Linked DNA regions of Homo sapiens: region 1 is linked to region 2. Evidence: chromatin contacts called from ENCODE Hi-C or POLR2A ChIA-PET data. All regions are on one chromosome and are shown on one strand. Each heading gives the region's core, a stretch centred on a gene start or an enhancer-like site at or near the end of the contact. The rest is flanking DNA. Distances are from core to core; before and after follow the strand shown. Region 1 overlaps CEP112 (centrosomal protein 112). Region 2 has its middle 65 kb from the start of AXIN2.

Evidence for each region. A loop is a pair of places that touch in the nucleus more often than their neighbours do. ChIA-PET counts read pairs that join two places held with the same protein, here RNA polymerase II (POLR2A). Pooled maps may share reads with other maps.
Region 1: a loop to region 2 is called in a pooled map, with 4 times the contacts of the local background. The contact joins two enhancer-like sites. A Hi-C loop is called at or near these places in 1 of 168 maps with a recorded cell type or tissue (PC-3) and 1 of 50 pooled maps. POLR2A ChIA-PET finds 5 or more read pairs at or near these places in 1 of 52 experiments (activated CD4-positive, alpha-beta T cell).

Annotation. Positions count from the first base shown.
Region 1 is chr17:65,739,059-65,744,843 of GRCh38, forward strand. It overlaps CEP112 (centrosomal protein 112), which reads right to left. Exons shown (of 27, transcript NM_001199165.4): 23 at 4,010-4,159. Among named protein-coding and RNA genes, the nearest start is that of AXIN2, 180 kb to the left of the region's middle. Within about 2 kb of position 3,798, at least 2 of the 41 ENCODE cell types and tissues checked have a DNase peak (open chromatin) inside an H3K27ac peak, as active enhancers do; they include PC-3, where a contact is called at or near this core.
Region 2 is chr17:65,624,120-65,629,840 of GRCh38, forward strand. No RefSeq gene overlaps it. Among named protein-coding and RNA genes, the nearest start is that of AXIN2, 65 kb to the left of the region's middle. RefSeq lists an enhancer at 5,096-5,595. Within about 2 kb of position 4,317, at least 8 of the 41 ENCODE cell types and tissues checked have a DNase peak (open chromatin) inside an H3K27ac peak, as active enhancers do; they include PC-3, where a contact is called at or near this core.

The sequences.
Region 1 (5,785 bases), core at 2,548-5,047, 110 kb after region 2:
TTAATTATTTCTCTTTGACATCAGCTACTAGGTGAAAAGTCTGATTAATCTGTTAAAAAGGCCATATGGCATGGGCCTGAAACCAGCTCAGACATTCCAACCCCAGCCAAGCTTTCTGCTGAATGTAACCTCATGAGGCACCCCAGCCAATGCCACACATTGAGCAGATGAACCACCCAGCTGATCCCTGCCCAAATTTCTGATCCAAAGAATTATGGGCAGATAGATGTTGCTCTAAGCCATCAAGTTTTTGGAGTATGCAGTGGTGATAATTCTTTTGAAAGGTGTGACTTTGAACATAAGGAGTGAGCTAAGGCAGTAAATAAGTGATAAAGAAGATTTTTTTGCTCTTGATTTTTAAAAGATAGGGTGTTACAGCATAAAAGATCTACTCTTGCCAGGTGTGGTGGCTTATGCCTGTAATCCCAGCACTTTGGGAGGCTGAGGTGGGCAGGTCACCTGAGGTCAGGAGTTTGAGACCAGCCTGGCCAACATGGTGAAACCCCATCTCTACTAAAAATACAAAAATTAGCCAGGCGTGGTGGTGGGCACCTGTAATCTCAGCTGCTTGGGAGGCTGAGGCAGGAGAATTGCTTGAACCCGGGAGGCGGAAGTTGCGGTGAGCTGAGATCGTGCCACTGCACTCCAGCCTGGGCAACAGAGCAAGACTCCATCTCAAAAAAAAAAAATCTACTCTTACGAATTTTGTTCGTTTGTGTAACTCTTTTTACACTAAAGGAATTCTGTTTTCTAAAAGACCTTACTTCATCTGTTGTTTCTTGGACAGTGAGGATCATGCCTGCTGTTAGTCTCACCTACCACTATTCCCATAATGTTCAATGGATTTCTTCAGGCTGGTAGCTTTTCCCTTTTTACCAAACAATTTTTATTGCTTCTCTGTGCAAAAGTGCTATTATAGTTTAAATATAGATAAAATTAAAAAATCATAAATTCTACCACTCAGAGATATCCATTAGTAAAATTTTGATATAACTGTAGTCTTTTTTTCTCTTGAGTTATACTTTTGTTTTGCAAAAATGAGCTCATATCTATATGTTTTGGGATGTGCATTTTCACTGAAAAATATCATGTGAACATTTTCAATATCCTTATATATGCTCTCCAACGTCATTTCCTATAGTGCACAGTTTTCAGTGTATTTGCTATAGTTAAAAATATAGAAAGGATATAGAGAATGCTGGTGTTGCAGGTACCTGTCACATAAGAGGAGCTAAATAAATAACTATTGACTGAAAGGATGAAAGCTAGAACAAGCATCTTTTTGATTAGCTAAAGCTTAGTGCGATTATTAATTGCCACCTTTGGGCAAATTCTGAAAATGGTCAAAGGCTAGGTATATCTCTCAGGCAATTTAATAATGATAGGTATTGCCAAATTATCCTCAAGAAATGTTTTATCAAGTTATATTGCACCTGACTGGTGACCCTTTAAGTGGGTTTCAGTATACCTCAAATTTTCTCTAGAATTACTTTAATGATTTATCTGAGGAAGCATTATTATAAGCTCTGACAGAATGAGTACTAGGTTTACTCTCTGTCTCCATTCTTGATCACCAGCTTGAAAGAGGTCAGTTCATCATCAACCCAGAAGTGGAGTGAAGTATGTCTCACAATTAGCATGCACGCTACTTTTATGGCATTATTGAATATATCTGCAGACAAATGTATTTGGTCCCAGAAAATCAAGCCTCATAGTGGCTGTGCCTCTCTCTGAGTATCAATATCTATTCATGTACCTAAATCTATGTGTACAAAACACTTAAATATAATCAGAATGTCCAAATCAAACACCTGTTGCAAAAATGTTATATCATTCATGCAGAGAGAAGAATAGAATGAGAATATCTATCTAGGTTCATTTTGGCACTTGGTCATTTGACTCATTTTCATGGACAGAATGTAGTACACTGGGGTATGGTATAATAGTTAATAGTTGAGGCTCTCAAGTAAGACAGATTGTGGCTTGAAACTGCCTCTGCCAACTGTTCAGCAGGATGATCTTGGGCTAGTTATTTAACCTCATAGTCACAGTTTCCCCATTTGTAATATGGGGATGACAGAAATACCTTCCTCATGAAGATTACCATAAGGCTTAAATGAGATAATGGAACATGAGATGAATGAAAATGGCAGAGCCTGGAACATAGTACGTGATGAGTAAATATCAGCTGTTATTCACAGTATTTTTTGTGATACAGCCTTAAAAAAAGAGCCAAGGCAATAAACACTAATGAATCAATTACCTTAGCAACTTTAATATAGGTTAGTAAAAAAGAAATGTCATTTACTTTATGTATAATCTAAGTGAGTGAATCAAAACTTAGCTATATCTTACCTATATTGTAATTTTAATATTTTTCAGGTAACATATGGTACATATAGTTTTTATATATATTATAAAACTGTAAGAATTAATAACTAAATTATTATTAAATAATTTAAAAATTAAGTAATTTAAAAATTAAATAATTAAAACTGTAAGAATTAGTTTAAAATGAGCAACTGTACTAATTATAATTCTTTCAAGATTTTTTTAATCATCAAGAAACAATACCAGAACTATGCTGTCAGGAGTATATTCATATTTTCCATTTTTGCTTATATTTAGATTTGATTGCTCATTTAAAATTTGGATATTACCTACTACTTGGTATTTGGACATAAAGTGAAACAGAAATGCACTTAATATTTAAATTTTATAGAACTAAAACAATTTAAACAAAATATGCAATGCAGTTTATGTGAAGCAAAACAGTTATATAGATCAATGGAGGCACTTCCTGTGCATTTGTAAATGAAAAAAACTTGAAAGATGTTTTTAAACCACCAGAATATGAAAAAAAAATCTCTCTTTTTTTTTTGGTCTTATAACACAGGTAGGGGAAATAAGCTTGCAGGTGGAAATACATAGGAAAAATGTCATTAAAAAAAAAAAAGTCCTCAATGGTAAAGTGAAGAGGCCGGATGTAATGGCCTTGAAGGTTTTATCCATCTGTTAAGGCTTTTTATTCTATCTAGTGTTGTCTCAGCTTAAAGGGAATATATAAAAAGCAACTGACATTAACACTAACTCTTCCCAACGTTACTCAGATTGCCTGCAACAGGCTATAGAAAAAGAAGATGCAGAGGTGAGGCAGGAAAGGGCAGCTGTAAAACCCCAATTTTTCTTTTATTGTTCTTTGCTTTGTATGATTACTCCACACGCTTTAAGTATTGTTATGTCAAACTAAAGTCGCTGAAAAATAATCTTTTGCTGGGAATTCTTTAAAAATTTTTTGTTCTCTTTTAAACCTTATTTATAAAGGTTTCCAGATGCTTATCCTCACACATTAAACCCAGTATGATGTAGACACATACAATAATATTCACTGCTATGAAGCCAAGAAAAAACTACTTGAAGATCTAACTGCCTATCACTGAAAGAATCGGGGTCCAGAGAATTTTCTGGTGCTATTAAGGGTGTGATTCTCTGAAGTCATTTGGAAACAACCTAGTTTCTCAGCAGCAACACATCTATCCTGTACTGTGTCAAAGCACATCAAATGGTTGGCATTCCAAGCATCGAACAGGTTATTTCTCATTATGCGAATACATAATGAAAGGATGTGGGCAAAGAACAGAATGCAAATTGGAAGCTGACTTCTGACTTTAACAGCCAGCAGTGCTGGGCTCAAACAGTCATTCTAATTTCAAGAGACAATTCCAAAGTGGTTCTCAAGAGAAAGGACAGAGTATTTTTAAAATATTTGTTCAATGTGAATGGATTGGGCTTGCCAAAAATGACTTTTTATGCTGGCATGCGATCTCTTAGAGGGAAGTCAGCCTGAGTCACTGGATACATCAAAGGTAGAGTCCAGTGAATGGAATTACTGCAGGCTGTGTGAACAAGCCAGATACCCGCATTCATCTGCCCACTGCTGGGATTTCAGCCCTCCTTTTAATTACATTAAAGCAGCTGGTACCACTGGTTACTGAAGTCTTCAGATTACCTTGATTGCTTGGTCATTATCTCTAATCAGCTGCTTCTTCTCATCTTCAAACTTTTGTCTAACATCCTGGAGCCGCCTTTCTGCAGCAAGCTGCTGCTGGCTGTTCTCTTCTTTCAGAGAGGAAATGGTTGTCTGAAGTTCTGCTATGATCTAAAATGAAAACAGCATGCTATAACTTCAAATTCTTCTGGGAGAGGCATCTATTTTATATGTATTGATGCTTAACAAAAGAATGGATTTGACAAAACTCTATTCCACAAATTAAATATTTTCAATTAACATATCACACACTATAATGCATGAAATACCACACAATAAAAGACTTTAATAAAAATGTGAATGGTGAACAACTGCTGAACCAAATATACTTGGAAGACGTTTCCACTCTAACATTCCACAATATTTACTCATCAGAAGAAAGAACATCTGTGATCTCAAAAATATGAAAAGTGTCAGATTTTATTTTACTGAGAAATATACTTATTAGAATGAGAAAAGCTATTCTGCTTTTCATAATACTTTGAACTGTAATAACCAAAGAAAATAATGAACAGAGTTTATTCTTCAGTCACCTAATTCTATACAGTAATTTTTGGGAATTCACTAATGTTTGTGTATTGTGTTTAACACTTTAAGTTCTTATGTCATTTACTACTGTGAAACAGGTATTATTATTGCCTTTTATTTTTTTTTTTAATTTTAATTTTTTTTGAGATGGAGTTTCGTTCTTGTTGCCCAGGCTGGAGTGCAATGGCGTGATCTTGGCTCACTGAGACCTCCACTTCCTGGGTTCAAGTGATTCTCCTGCTTCAGCCTCCCGAGTAGCTGGGATTACAGGTGCCCGTCACGATGCCCAGCTAATTTTTTGTATTTTTAGTAGAGATGGGGTTTCATAATGTTGATCAGGCTGGTCTCGAACTCCTGACCTCAGGTGATCCACCCACCTCGGCATCCCAAAGTGTTGGGATTACAGGCGTGAGCCACTGTGCCCGGCCTGCCTATCTTTTATAAATGAGGAAACAGAGGCACAGAAAGAGGACAAATACCTTACGTTGTTGAAAATGACATCCAACTAAAGAGACAGGCAGGATTTGAACCATGCAGTCAGACCAATCACTGCACTAATTGGGTCCTTTAACCTGCCGACTTTATGGGTTTTTTTGTGTTTTTTGTTTGTTTGTTTGTTTGTTTGTTTGTTTGTTTTGAGACGGAGTCTTGCTCTGTTACCCAGGCTGGAGTGCAGTGGTGCAATCTCGGCTCAATGTAACCTCCACCTCCCGGGTTCAAGTGATTCTCCTGCCTCAGCCTCCTGAGTAGCTGGGACTACAGGCCACCAGGCCTGGCTAATTTTTGTATTTTTAGTAGAGACGAGTTTCACCATATTGGCCAGACTGGTCTCGAATTCCTGACCTTGTGATCTGCCCGCCTTGGCCTCCCAAAGTGCTGGGATTACAGGCGTGAGCCACCATGCTTGGCCACTCCGTTATGTTTCTTTAAAACAAGGTTTTGGTATTGCAGGGAAGTTTATACTTCCAAATAGGTTGTCCTCTTCCTAACTCATGGATAGTTATTTTGGTTTACATGGTGCCATTTTCATTCACTCCTGTAGTATTCCCTGCATTTAAGAATCTGTTCTCTCCAGACAGCGTTCTTCTAACTTCTCAAATTAACCATCTGATGAGAAACTTTTATATTTAATTGGCCTTATGAGAGCACTGTCCTTCCTTTGGTTTGGATGTATCCATTTCCTTGCAAATTCAATAGTGATGACTTTTT
Region 2 (5,721 bases), core at 3,067-5,566:
GGCCTGAGCCACTGTGCCCCACCCTCTTTTCTTTATAAATTACCCAATCTCAGGTTTATTTTTTTTTATAGCAATGTAAGAATGGCCTAATACAATGTCTTCACAATCATTTGCCTGGGTTAACTATTGTTTGCTTGTTTTTTGAGGGGAGTGCTGGATAATATTAATAAGAGTAGTTTTGTGAATAAGTATACTAACTTGAGGTTAAGTTCTACCTAAATATCAGCTTAAGTCAAAGTTGACATTCTGTTGTTGTTAGAATAAAAATGCCTGAAAACCAATGATAATTCCAGAATTTAATATTAGTAAGGATCAGAAGCAAAAATATTTTACTGAGTGCAGAGGAACTTCTCTCTCAGAGGATCCATTTTATTATCAGGATTTATCCCGAGGGAGGGCTAGCTGGCAAAGTGGCTAACTTCGTTTAGCAACTCTACAAAATTTATAAATTGGTGCAGACTGTAGGATGAGAGAAGAGCTGAAAAACATTTCCCTAAACTTTCGTAAATAATCCAGGATACCAATTCACATGGCCAGGCCTGTATGAGCTCCAGTGATTTTGTGGGTTTAGTGTCTGCTGGAGCCACCCCCCACTGCAAACTGTTATCTAGCATCAAAGGAACTTCCTCCAATCCCTAAGGAACTCTCAGAATGTCTGGTCCACTCGCCACTAAGCTCAGGACTCTAGATGTCTGGGAGCCACTACACTCTTTAGTTTGGACCCTCAAGGAATTTAGATGTGTCCGTCTAACCCACTGCCCATTCTGACTTCCTCCTCAAAGGCAAATTCAAAGGACTTTATCGTCTTTGAAGTACCCTTTGTCTAACCCTGCTGGCCACCCCTCTCTTATCCACTACTTCTCTTTCAAAAACTCGTGCGGTGGCTCATGCCTATAATCCCAGTACTTTGGGAGGCGGAGACGGGCGGATCACAAGGTCAGGAGTTCGAGACCAGCCTGACCAACATGGTGAAATCCCGTCTCTACTAAAAATACAAAAATTAGCCAGGTGTGGTGGCGTGCACCTGTAATCCCAGCTACTCAGGAGGCTGAGGCAGGAGAATCGCTTGAACCGGGGAGGTGGAGGTTGCATTGAGCCGAGATTGCGCCACTGCACTCCAGCCTGGGTGACAGAGTGAGAGCCCATCTCAAAAAACAAACAAAAACCAAAAAAACTCCTTTCCTCAGCTTCCAGAAAGAACAGTGCACTCTCCCCTGGTCCTCTCTGATTCCTCTTCCTCTCCTTTTCTGTTTTCCCCAAGACCTTCCCCTTCTTGGTGAAACCACTGGCTCTCCCAGCATCAACTGTAACCCAGATGTTCCTGGCTTGACAAATCTCTGGGCCCTGACCCCGGTTTCCAGTTGCCTGATGAAGCTCATTATATCTAAACCCAAACTCATCCTTCTTCCCTGACTCAAACCTGTGCCACACACCTTTTGAGGCTAGAAGGCTTGGCCCCATGTCTTCTGAAGCTGGAAGCCTTGGCCCCACATCTGTTTCTTTTTTGCAATCATCTCATTTATTCAGGTGTCATGGTGGCTACTGAATCTTTGCCCCACTTTCCATTCACAGAGAAACGCCTCTCTCACTGACGACTTGGACCAATTTATGGGAATACTGCACACATTGCTTACATTTTTCTCTGCCTGCAGCCTCTTGTCTCTTCTAATCCAGGGGTCCCCAACCCCCGGGCTGAGGACCTGTACTGGTGTGTGGCCTGTTAGGAATGGGACCTCACAACAGGAGATGAGCCGCCTTGGAGCAAGCATTACCACCTGAGCTCCACCCTGTCAGATCAGGGTGGCATTCGATTCTCACAGGAGTGTGAACCCTATTGTGAACTGTGCATGCGAGAGATCTAAGTTGCATGCTCTTTATGAGTCTAATGCCTGATGATCCGAAGTGGAACCATTTTATCCTGAAACCATCCCCACTGTGTCCTACCCCCTGCCCCTACCCTGTTCGTGGAAAAATTGTCTTCCATGAAACTGGTCCCTGGTGCCAAAAAAGGTTGGGGACCGCTGCTCTAATCCACCCCATCTCCGCTGGGTGCGGTGGCTTATGTGTGTAATCCCAGCACTTTGGGAGGCTGAGGTGGGCAGATCACCTGAGGTCAGGAGTTCAAGACCAGCCTGGCCAACATGGTGAAACCCTGTTTCTACTAAAAAATACAAAAACTAGCCAGGCGTGGTGGCAGGTGCCTGTAATCTCAGCTACTCAGGAGGCTGAGGAAGGGAGAATTGTTTGAGCCCGGGAGGCGGAGGTTGCAGTGAGCCGAGATCGTGCCACTGCACTCCAGTCTGGGCAACAGAGTAAGACTCCATCTAAAAAAAAAAAAAAAAAAAAAAAATTCCATCCCATTTCATGCTGTAGCTGGACACATGCTTATACAGCAATTTCTGATGATGTTATTCCCCTGTTCAAATGACTCTAATTGCTCCCCTCTTGCTTATAAAATAACCTCCAAACTTTTCCTGCATGGAGACAATGCATTCTAGTGAAAAGAGCAAAAGTGAGTGAATCAGAGACACAAGGGTTCCAACTGCTGCTTTTGCCAGATGTTAGATATGTGGCCTTGGACAAATTTCCAAACTTCTCTTTGCTTCAGCTTCCCCAAATAGAAATAAGACTTATAAACTTATTGAGAATTGTCATAAAATTAAAACAGCCTTCATTTATTGAAAGTTTATTGCATGTTAGACTTTTTAAAATGCAACACCTCATTTAATCTTCATAACCATGTTCTACTATTCCTCTATTTTCTTTTTTTTTCTTTTCTTTCTTTTTTTCTTTTTTTTTCTTTTTTGAGACAGAATCTCTCTCTGTCACCCAGGCTGGAGTGAAGTGGCGCGATCTTGGCTCACCACAACCTCCGCCTCCGGGGTTCAAGTGATTCTCACGCCTCAACCTCCTGAGTAGCTGAGACTACAGGCATGCACCACCACACCTGGCTAATTTTTGTATTTTTAGTACAGATGGGGTTTTGCCATGTTGGCCAGTCTGGTCTTGAACTCCTGGCCTCAAGTGACCCGCCCACCTTAGCCTCCCAAAGTGCTGAGATTACAGGCGTGAGTCACTGCACCTGGCCTTATTCCTCTATTTTTTAGGATCAGGAAACTCGGACTCAGAGAAGCTAAGCACCCAGCCCAATTCCAGATCCTTAACTGACCTGTGCTGAGGCCTTGCCTAGTACTGCAGGTAGACAGTACATGTAGTTCCCTTTGTCTTCCATAATCTGACTCTGACACACCTTCAAAAGCTTATCTCATGCTAGTTTTCTCCCAGCAGTTGTCATCTCCATGGTCTGAACTACCTGACCGGCTGCGACTCCACCTACAAGGCCCTTCCCTGCATTTCTACCTATTGAAGTCCTACTGCTATCCTAAACTCTAGCTAAGTGTCACCTCTTCCTAGAAGACCTGATTGCAAATGTTCCTGCCTCCCTGGAAATCTCATAATACTTGCCATTTCTCTTACGCAAAGATCATGTTTTCTCTTATATTATCATTTTTTCCCTTTTGTGCATATGTTTTATTTTCCTTCTTGAATCACAAACTCTTTCTGGGCAAGGAGCATGTTGCCAAAGTCTTATTCAACCTTGTTTGCCTTTTAATTCCAGGCTCAGTCCCTGGGACAGATGAGGCACTTGCAAAATTCTGTAGAATATTTAATTTTTGCACAAATTTAATCCAGCTTTGAAGCGTTGAGCTCAATCTACAGTCTGCATGAAGTGAATGTGTTCCTCACGTGTTAGAGGTGATATCACAGGGAGAACAGTAATTACAATGTGAGATGGAGATGGGGCCAATTAGTCTTTCTTCTTTGCCAATAAAAAGGCAGAGAGAGTGAACATTATATGGTTTTAGGCAAAGTACCTGACAGCAGGGACCAGCGGTAGGAGGTCTACTTAGGTTTGCTATCTTAATTAGCCTATTTAAAAAAGATTTCTGGCACTATAAAGATGTGCGGATTTGCCTTTGAAGGTATATGGATTTACCATCACTCTCGCGTGCACGCACACACACCCTCCCACACACACCCCACAATCCAAATAAGACAGTAGAAAGGGTTTTAAAAGAAAACTCTTAATCTACCCCATTTCTATTTCAGCAGCTTCCAAATTCACATGCCCGAATGCAATAAATAAAAATACTGGAGAAGAAAATCAGATAATACAAGTGGGAACTCAGTCAGAGAAAGGTTCTCTAACATTGTAGGAAATATCACTCTAGGCAGAAAACTGCTACCAGATCCTTAACTCTGAGAAAGAACAGGTGGAGACATGATGAGTCAACGCCGCTGAGGCTTCACGCAGCAGCCACCGTGGCCCGGCTTGGGTAAATATTTTTATTACAAACACAGTGATGCGTAATGGGCCAAACGATCAGTCCTGACAAAGATTGCCCACAGGACTGTGACACTGCAGTAGCTGGGAAAGTGGGCTAGAACCCGAGCTTACACGAACCTGACGAGCAGCATCAGGGTTGATGTCAGGTTAGTGACAGCTGCCGTCACCTCACAGGAAGCAAAACTGGGAAATGCAAAATTCAGTTTTGAGAAATCTCAGTCGATGGCAAGACGTTTCTTTAAAAACTGCAAGATTCGCAGGACCCTCCACGATCCTCTTAGGCAAATATTTCTTCTTAAGGAAACAGTGTCTTTTCTATTTTTCTTTCTCCCTCAAACTCTCACAGGCTCTGCTTCTTGGACTGAGCTGAATTCAGTCAAACCAACCGTTTAGATGTCTTCTTTCTTCCTTCCTTCCTTCCTTTTCTTTTCTTCCTTCCTTCTTTCTTTCTTTCTCTCTCTCCTTCCTTCCTTCCCTCGGTCCCTCCCTCCCTCTCTCCCTTTCTTTCTTTCTTTTTTAGAGATGGAGTCTCACCCTCTCACCCAGACTGGAGTGCAGTGGCGCGACCTCGGCTCACTGCAACCTCAACCTCCCGGGTTCAAGCGATTCTCCTGCCTCAGCTTCCAAAGTAGCTGGGATTACAGGCATGCGCCACTACGCCCAGCTACTTTTTGTATTTTTTAAGTAGAGACAGGGTTTCACAATATGTTGGCCAGGCTGGTCCCGAACTCCTGACTGCAGGTGATCCGCCGGCCTTGGCCTTCCAAAGTGCTGGATTACAGGTGCAAGCCACCTTGCCCAGCCTGTTTAGCTATTTTCAAAACACCTGCGGATCACAGGGTTAGACCAATTGTCTGGTGACTGTGGCATTCAGTAAGATGTGGAGAGTTAAGAGAGCAGAGGGGCCGCCCAGCCCCTGCACCTGGCTCCCTTTACACAGTTACCTTCTCCCCCGACCCCCAGGCTCAGGCTGAGAAGAATGAGATCCAGGAGATGGGCTAAGAGGCCAGGAGAGAGAGAACTGGGCTGTGGTGGTGAGAAAGTGAGAAAGCTAACGGGGCAATTAGAAGGCTGATTCATTTGTTTATCTAGATGATTATGCTCTACTTAGTTGAATAGTTTTGAAGTGCTCTGTGGTTCAGGAAATTTCCTCTCAAAGGCTTATCAGGTCCACAGCCTTCCATGTGCCTGACAGTTCCACGAAAGAAGGCTCCTGAGCACAGGGTATGGGTTTTGAGGGACCTTTTAATAATACGCTTGCTAATATAATTAAGTCAAGTAATGCATACCAAACCTCAAGCCGAGGAGAGGTGAAAAAAAATTCAACTAAGGTTACTTCCATCTTTTAAAAGAACAGAGAAAAAAGACATGGC